2 separate regions of the Homo sapiens genome follow, and region 1 is linked to region 2. The links are chromatin loops, found by intact Hi-C in ENCODE. Cell type or tissue: GM12878. All regions are shown on one strand. Links, peaks and the distances in the headings refer to the core of each region. The heading gives the core; the rest is flanking DNA.

The links. Hi-C counts contacts between places; a loop is a spot of excess contacts. Peaks named below come from ENCODE experiments on the same cell type or tissue, not always from the same donor. Only the 100,000 strongest peaks of a DNase experiment are listed, where the experiment ranks them.
Region 1: it touches region 2 in a loop (5-fold over the local background); 1 of 110 quality-filtered maps calls a loop at or near these places.

The regions. Positions count from the first base shown.
Region 1 is chr12:24,198,561-24,202,969 of GRCh38, forward strand. It overlaps a transcript of SOX5 not described here. Among named protein-coding and RNA genes, the nearest start is that of MIR920, 12 kb to the right of the region's middle. In GM12878, for the core only: no CTCF peak of the experiment used is centred there; DNase peaks (open chromatin) are centred at 891, 1,651, 3,091, 3,232 and 1 weaker place; H3K27ac peaks cover 1,260 bases.
Region 2 is chr12:24,126,040-24,130,448 of GRCh38, forward strand. It overlaps a transcript of SOX5 not described here. Among named protein-coding and RNA genes, the nearest start is that of MIR920, 84 kb to the right of the region's middle. In GM12878, for the core only: no CTCF peak of the experiment used is centred there; DNase peaks (open chromatin) are centred at 1,962 and 2,472.

The DNA.
Region 1 (4,409 bases), core at 116-4,115, 72 kb after region 2:
ATGATATACGAACTAATAACCCGATCCATTAACCCTCTTCGTTCCACAGACAGTCTTTCACATTTGGGTCACAAGCAACCACAGGAAAAAGAAGAAAACAAAACAAAACTCCTGTGCTTTTACATATGAGAAATTACTGTTTATGTGTAATAGCAAAAGACTGTTAATGTTTTTGGCACTTTTGATTTAGGGAGAAGAAAGATTCACCAGGAAAAAGTGACCTTACATGCTAGTATGAGGTCACTACACTTTTAATTCCTGCAGGGCAAATGTAGAGTATTCAGAGGTTTGGGTGGGATAGAAAAATAATAAAAACCCTTTTATACTTGGGCTCTGGGCAAAATGAGAACTGATGGCCTGCTCCCCGTGTGGCGCTCCAGTGAGACGGCAGCCTTGCAGATATCCCATGACAAACTAAGGCAGGGAGAAAAGAGTACAGACGTGGCTGCACAAATGATCAAGGTCCGAGAGGCTGGGATGTCCCCTTTTCATCCGAATGGTGTGAAAGTTAGTCGAGGGAGAGCACTGTCGGCCTGATGAGGTCTCACTGAGGATTGTGGTAAGGATGCAGACATGAGCCAAAGCACGGCCTCTGTGTCTGAGATCATGAGAGATGCCAGCAGGGATGGATGCCCATGATTAAAGACCATGACAGGACAACGGTACAATGCGTCTGTTCCAGAATAAGATAGGTGAGGGCTGGAAAGTAGACATCACTTCTCACCATTTTGCTCACCCCTGTACTGTTAAATGTATCAATATCTAAGTCCCAGCACCAAAATGTCGCAGTAATTACTTCCTGACCCACAATTAAAGCATGCTGCATTTTTCAGTCATAACAGCCAATTCTTTCTGAGTCATACATTGAACCAATTAAACTTAGAATCTCTATGTCTGAACGGATGACTTCTAATGAAAAGGGTGAAAGCTTCTAACCTCAACATCCAATCATATCTCTGTTTGGTAAATCAGGGGGAGAAGTTCAACTGAATGGCTTGGAATAGAGCCCATCCCAGCAGATTGTGCTGGGTAGAAATAACACTAGTCTGTCTAGGTAAGATCAGTGCCAATGGTTCCAACTAAAATTAGAAAAAAGGAGACAGTACCTTGGCTCATGCTTATGTTGGAGACAAGACTCTAACTCCTGCTAAAGCCAAATGATGGCAATTCAATTCCTGCCTGCCAGTTGCAAATCCCTACACTACCACTGCAGTATTATCAAAAGACGTTTGCAATCCAGTGCACCTAACAAGAGAGGTGATTTCTTAGATTAGTCACTTAGTGGGTTAGCAACTCAAGAGTTAGTAACTCAAATGTGTGCATACATTTATTCTGACAGAAGTAAGTAAGTTCCAAAACTATAGGCAGATTGCTGAAAAGAAAAAAAAAATCAGTAGAATCTTACTAATTTGAAATAGATAAAGGATATTATTCATTTATTAGTTTTAAAGTGTAAAACTGGGGGAAAAATATCAAGGATTGAATGAACCCACTCCTTCCACACAACATCATCAAAAGACCCACAACACTTCTCATGCATTTCAACAAATACAATTTTGCTCTAATCTCATATGTGTCATAAGGCACTATGCCATAGTGAAAAGAAAACTGGGCTAGGAATCAGGAAATCTGGGTACTTTTTCTGGCTCTGTCACTTATTAACTGTGTAAAATGATGCAAAATTTAACCTCTCTGAGCTTCAGTTCCTTGTCCACAAAAGCAGTGACTTAGATAAGGTTAGCCAGCTCTTAGAGTCCTTACTACTCTCTCAATCATTGGTGATTAGATTAAATTTTAAGTTCTGTAAGATCTTTATAATACATCTTAAGTCTTTTATAAATCTTGGGTTTGAAAGTCAAATATACATATACTTACTATGTGTGCATATACATGAATGATAAGGAACTCTGATTGTAATAGTAAAGTGTTACTTTTTTTTTTTTAATTTGATCTACGCTGCCGTGAAAACACGCACACTCATATATAGGGACAACATTTGGGTGTCTGTGGATACTGTAACCTTTTTGGCAAATGTCAAAGCTATATAGAAACTCAAATCTCATTCAAAGTATTCTTCAAAGAAGTACAATATCTCTGGACAGAAGGATCTTCTCTAATGCCCCAGAGTAATTTAGGAAGCTAAAACTCTGGCAGGTATTGCAGGTGCCAGATGAGACAACACAATCAGAATGCTCACCCTAAGGCCTCTGCCATTATTTAAAAGACATTTTCCTTCCACACAGGTAAGATAATTCTACCATACTTCCTAATTCCACCTAGAGAATTCTCAAACAATCCACAGAATTTTATTCAAATTGCCCTTATGCTCAAAATGCTAATTGATGTCTCAGCAGAGCACTGGAATTCAGTTGCTGCTCAAGGTTCCTTTGGATCTGACGTCCTCCACTGGTACCAGACCTGGGAACCAGACCTCCACCTCCCTGGTCAGGGAGGAACTATCACAGAACTATACACCCAACAATTCATAACATGGTCAATAGGAAAACCAATTCCCTGAAATTGTGGACAGCTAGAGTTCTGGTTTTACTTAGGCACTAACTCTTGTGATTCTGGGCAAGTCCCAGAATCTCTCTGTTAAATCATTTACTTTCATACTGATGCTTCTTATATGTACTGTAAGAGTTATATACTCCCAAGTCCAGCAAAAGTATTTCCACTCCATGTTGTGCGCTCATGTGGAAAGAAAATTTTATATTTTGTTATGTTTTAGGTCACAGACTCCTTTGAAAATCTGATAAAATCACATGATTTGTATCCTTTTCTCAGGAAAAAAAAAAATGCACCTGCATAGTCTTATACACAAACATTTCATGTACTTCTAGGGAGTTTCCTGATGCTAAAAGGTTCAAGGACTCAAATGAATACCCTGGTCTACAGTGCAAGTCCATTCTCTACTAGCAGTATAATTTGAGAAACTCTGAATTTCAGTTTCCTCATCTATAAAATATAGTTAATGATGTCAATCTCTCTGCTGACATCTTGTAACTATTTTGAACACAAAAAAACTTTAACATCAATGTGTGTGAAAACAAGCTGGTGTTGCACAGAACTCTGCTAACTCTCAAGTTGCTATCGATCCTTTACCCTAGTCCTTTAATGTTGTCACAGAGTATTAGTGAGTACTACCCCCATCTCACTGGCACCATCAAGCTTTGGGAGGTGTGAGTCATCAGACATTGTTTTTAACTTAACCTGGGCCCTTGGAGACTGACTGGATGGCTGCACCGATACTGTGCCCCTTACTTCCTTTCCAGCTTTTGTTTGATTACTGATCTCTTAACACACATCGATGGAACTTAATGTACTAGCTCTGCTTTCCCTCTATGAAAACATTTGTATAGCTGGAGTTTTACATCTACCAGAATACACTTGGCTCTTCATTGGCATTAAACCTTGATCTTCACTTGAGTGCTTCTTAAAATTATTGTTTGTGGGCTCCATACTTGACATCTCTGCTCTCCTCCATTGGTGTGAATAATTACAAACAGTCTTGCTAGATCATTATTTCTATGTTATTGGCAAATAGACTAGCAAAATATAAAAGTATAGAAAGTATCCCCGGGGTTTACACAGTGGGTGACAGAGCAAGTTAACAAAATAGGACCCAGTTCACAGTGTAACATACCTATCACTCTATTACAATTCTCCTTTCTTCCTAGAGTCTATTGAAGTCATCCTTTTATATAGCAATGGATAATAAAGATGAATGGATAATACATACATACATTTTATTTAAGGCACACAATTTTTATCTTCCAATTTAACTTTTCATTCTGAAATAATTTCAGGCTTAAAAAATGCAAAAATAGTACAGAGTGTCCATATATTCTTTACTCAGGTTCCCACAAATTAACATATTATAGAACCAATAATACAATCATCAAAACCAAAAGATTAACATTGATACATTCATACATGATTTGATGATCTATGGCCCTCATTGAAATATCAACAATTGACCCACTAATGTGTTTTTCTTGGACTATGAGCCAATATTTAGTTGTCATGTTTTCTTCATCTCTTTCCATCTGGGACAGTTCTTCAATCTTTCTTTGTTTTTAATGACCTTCACACTTTTTAAGGGTCCTGCCAGGTTATTTTGTAGTATGTCCCTTTTGGGTTGTCTGATATTTCTTCGTGATTAAATTCATGTTATGCACTTTTGGCAAGAACATGACAGAAATTACTTTTTGTGCCTTTCTCAGTGAATCATATGAGAGGCACATGATGGTGATATATCTCATTACTGGTGATGTTAACTTTGATCATTTGTTTTAGGTGGTGTCTGCCAGGTTTTTCCACTGTAAAGTTACTACTTTCCTTTTATAATTAATAAGTATTTTGAGAGGAGATATGTTGATACTCTGTAAATATCCTATTTATCATTA
Region 2 (4,409 bases), core at 156-4,155:
AGGTTCTCTTCCAGTAGGACCTGTTCCAAGGTTCTCTCCTCTAGCCTTCTCTGTAAATCCACTTCCCCCTCAGCCCATACCTTGAATACTGAAGTTCCTCAGGGCTATGTCTGTATGTAAGCCCTCTTTTAATTCCCTGTATAATCATATCCACTCCCTTGTTTTGAATTCCCCTTCCATGCCAATGCCTTCCAAATCTATATTTCTCCCTGTATCCTTATAGCATGTCCCAACGCCCACTTAATCCAAATATCTACTCAACATCTCCATTACAGGCCTTTCAGAAAATACAAAATTCGTGTGCTCAAAACAGGACCCATTCATGTGGGTGCCACTCTCGGCATTCCTTATTTCAGTAAGGCCACCACGAAGCACCCTGCAAAGCGAAAACCAGGATAGCACCCTTATTCCTCTCTTCACACCATGCTATCCTTACTAATAAATAATCTAACAAATAAATAACACTGTGCTGCAGAGTCTACAAAATTTAATAAGTTTTCAATCTGCCACTTCTCGGCATCTCCACCACCTCCATTCTATTCAGCCCATTAGCACCTTTTGTTTGGAATGATGAAATAAGCCACAGAAACATTGTCTCATAATGTAAACCCGACAATTGCATTCCCTAGCTAAAATAACTACTTTGGGTTCTTTCTGCCCAAATCCTGCAAATGTTTACGGGATGCTTCACAATCGAGCTGCAGGTGCTCTCCACCTTGTCACTGGGCATGTTTGGTCTCTGCTGCCCTCGGGACTCTAGTATGCTGCTCTTTCTGGGGTCACTGAACATGATGGGGGTCATCTCACATCCACCTTCACACAAATGTCTCCCTATATGGAACTCCTCCCTTTCTTCGAACTTTTCACTTAACTACATCCTGTTTCAGATCTCATCTTAAAAGGCTTCTTAGGGATGTCTGCCTTGAAACTCAAATGAACAGTTTTATGGCTACATGTTTAAATACTATATAATTAGTACATACTACAAATGCATTTAACATAAGATTGCACATTATAAATGTCATAATACTTCCAAATGAAGACCAGATATAGTAAAACAAGTTGATGCCAGGCACAGTGGCTCATGCCTGTGATCCCAGCATTTTGGGAGGCCAAGGCAGATGGATCATTGTTTGAGCACAGGAGTTTGAGACCAGCCTGGGCAACATGGCAAAACCCTGTCTCTACAAAAAATACAAAAATTAGCCAGGCATGGTGGCGCATGCCTGTAGTCCCAGCTACTGAGGAGGCTCAGGTGGGAGGATTGCTTGAGCCCAGGAGGTGGGTTCAGCTGTGAGCTGAGACTGCCCCACTGCATTCCAGCCTGGGTAATAGAGCTAGACCCTATCTCAATAATAATAATAATGATAATAATAATAATAATAATAATACCAATTGGTTATCTAGTTTACCTCATTATCTTATTAATGCTATCAGGTCACTACTGCAATACTTTTGAATTTCTATATTCCTACATTTATCTCTAAGCCACCTTGAAGGTAGATATTGAGGAAGATCCTAAGCTTCTCCGCCACACTTTTGTGATCACTTCAGCTGTTGCCACAGTGTGGGAATAAAAGGAGACTATATCTTTGTTTTACAGCCTTGACAAGGCATTTACATTTTTAAACCTTCTTAGTGTGCCTCCCCAGTGAGATAAAAAATCACCACTCTCTTTGGGAGGGGTATGATACATGCCCCCTGCTTCCACCCCAATACCACCTCACCCCACCTGGGGAAGGGAAGCCTGATGCATAAACCAATCACATAGAGAAGTGAGTGCATTAGAGGCAACACCGTCTCATTTGGTCTAATTTGTATATAGGTTGCACCCTACAGTTTTCAGATCAGCCCACAGTTCCCAAGAGAGTCTACCATTTCCCTTAGGGAAATAGATCGGATCGGGCAGATACCTAGCACAGCCTCCTAGGATTTGGTGAAAAATTCTTTCTTATGAGTAATGTTTTACACCATAAATCAAACTAGTTTTTAGTGGTGGTATTCTCCTCCTCCTGTAAGCATTCAACCTCAGTTAACTTCACTGGAGGGTTTATTGTTATCTTTTGTTTCGGTCTCACCTTAATAAACTTTCTCTTTTTAGCAGTGTGCTGCTATTGTGGGTTTTGCTGTTATTTGTATTATTATCATACACAAGGATATTTAAAAATAGCTTATCAAATGGATACAGTTACTTAAAGAGGTTACTAAATTCATTGTTAGTCATTTGATAAGCATCTTCTGAGGAAAAAAATTCTGTGCCAGTCCCTGTGCTATTAACAGGACCCTGTGAATGAAACAGGCATTAACCTTTACTCCTTGCTCATGAAACAGACAACTAGTGGGGGAGAGAGGAAATAAACAGTCAAAATGATACCAAATACTGTAATTGTAAGCATACAAAGAAAACAAACATGGTGAAATGCTAGCAGTAAAGAGTGAGCGACAATTTAGATAGGGTAGCAAAAAAAGACCTCTCGAAACTTGATATTTTGGCTGAGACCTAAAGGATGAAAAGCCAGACGTGGTGAGGCAGATGTGAGAAGGGGGCGGTTCTACACAGTGGGAACAGTGTATGCAAAGGCCCTGATTTGGGGACAGCTTTCGGCATGTTCTCAAAATGGAAGTGACAGAGGTAAGCAGAAGCCACAACCCGCAGGGCCTTTTTGGTCATGGCAAAGACTTTAGGTTTAATTCATGTATAATGAGCTGCTATTGGAGGGCTTTAAACAGGGGAATAACATGATATGATTATAATATAATCTGATTGATATCGTCCTTGGGCTGTTGTGTAGGAAATGGATTTGTGGGGTTGGGAAGAGAGAGTAGGCAAAGTGGCCAGGTGGGAAACTATTGCTGGAGTCCAGGAGAAAAACGATGGTGGACTAGGAAGGTGGCAATGGAAAACACATAGAAATGGAGAGCTTCAAGATATACTTTGTGAATAGAAACACTGGGATTTGCTGATGGATTTAAACGCAATTATGCACATTTACAAGGACATCTGACTACTATTAACCTACACAAACATTCAGTCATGACTTAACTTCACATTGTGATTATAATGGGTATAATCAGTTGGATGGATGATACTAATTTAAAGCAAAGAATAATTTAGAGAAAATATTGAAAATACATCCATTATGAAGGTTCTTTTGAAAGAATGTTAAACACCTTTTCATTTGAATAAACCCCTTATTGTCATTAGCAACATATTAACAGCTTTAGTCTACGTCTGTTAAAAACAAGTTCAGTACAATAGGAATATTGTTTTTGTCATGACTAATGTACCCTTTACTAATTTTTTTAAAGTAATGCTACGGACTCTATTAACTACAATTTTATTACCCAGTGTGTTATCCATTCCTTATCTGATCAAAACCCCTTTTCTTTGGGGTGTTCCTCTCCCATACTTTTGGGAGTACACGTGGTCCATGCCTGGCACTGTGCCTGAACTCAGTGGCCTCAACAAAATTGTGCAGGGATGGATGGGCATATACCCAAATGAGGTCTTCTCTGGATATTTTTTAATTGCACATGGAGGGTGACCGTCCATTCCAATGTAGAGCTGGGGCTGCCAGCATCGCAAAAGCCTGAGTTCAGCCTGAGCCTCAGATAATAAATCGGAGCAGAGTCAACCAGAAGAATACAAAAGAGGCAGAGTGAAAGAGAGGTTCTGAAATCAAACTAGTTTATCTCACTACAACTGGGAGTCCTAACTTATATCAAGGGAGACACATTTAATAAAGAGTATTCAAAAATATTGGGAGAAAGTTTTGAAGGTTAAAGTTAAAGATTAAAGAGATTGAAAAGCCAACGTTAGAGTTTTAGGTTTTTGTCCATTTGTTTTATTTTCTTTTAGAGGAGATTTCAACACATTTTATTTTAAATAGTTCTAACATGCCCATGGTAAAAACTCAAACTAAAAATGCACATGTGTGCTTGTGTGTACATGCCTGCATGTATGTATGTGTATATTTAAGATAGTGTATATTGCATGTATCTGGAAAGATACTTAGGAAATTATTAATCGTGCTTGTCTCTAGGAGAAGCAAGAAAAAAAAAGAATACAAGTGTGAGAGGGAACTACAGGATCTGCTAGAAATATAACCAAGGAGCATGGAAGGTAGACATGAAATAGCACATTTGAAAGCAGTGATGTGAAAATACATATAGGAATGAAGGACCTAATACATTCCGGTCCTCAATAAAATTACCACATTAGGTTACTGAAGAAAGCGACGCATCTGGGGTGAATAATGTGGGTGGTCACTATGTCTTTTGAAAGTCTCTTTAGCTCCAATGAGTAAGAAATATATTGACAGAGAACATAAAAGGCTCAAAACAATCTGCTTATAGGTATAAGAAAGAGGGCAGGTGGTATAAAATCATGTTCTGTGTGGATCTCACAT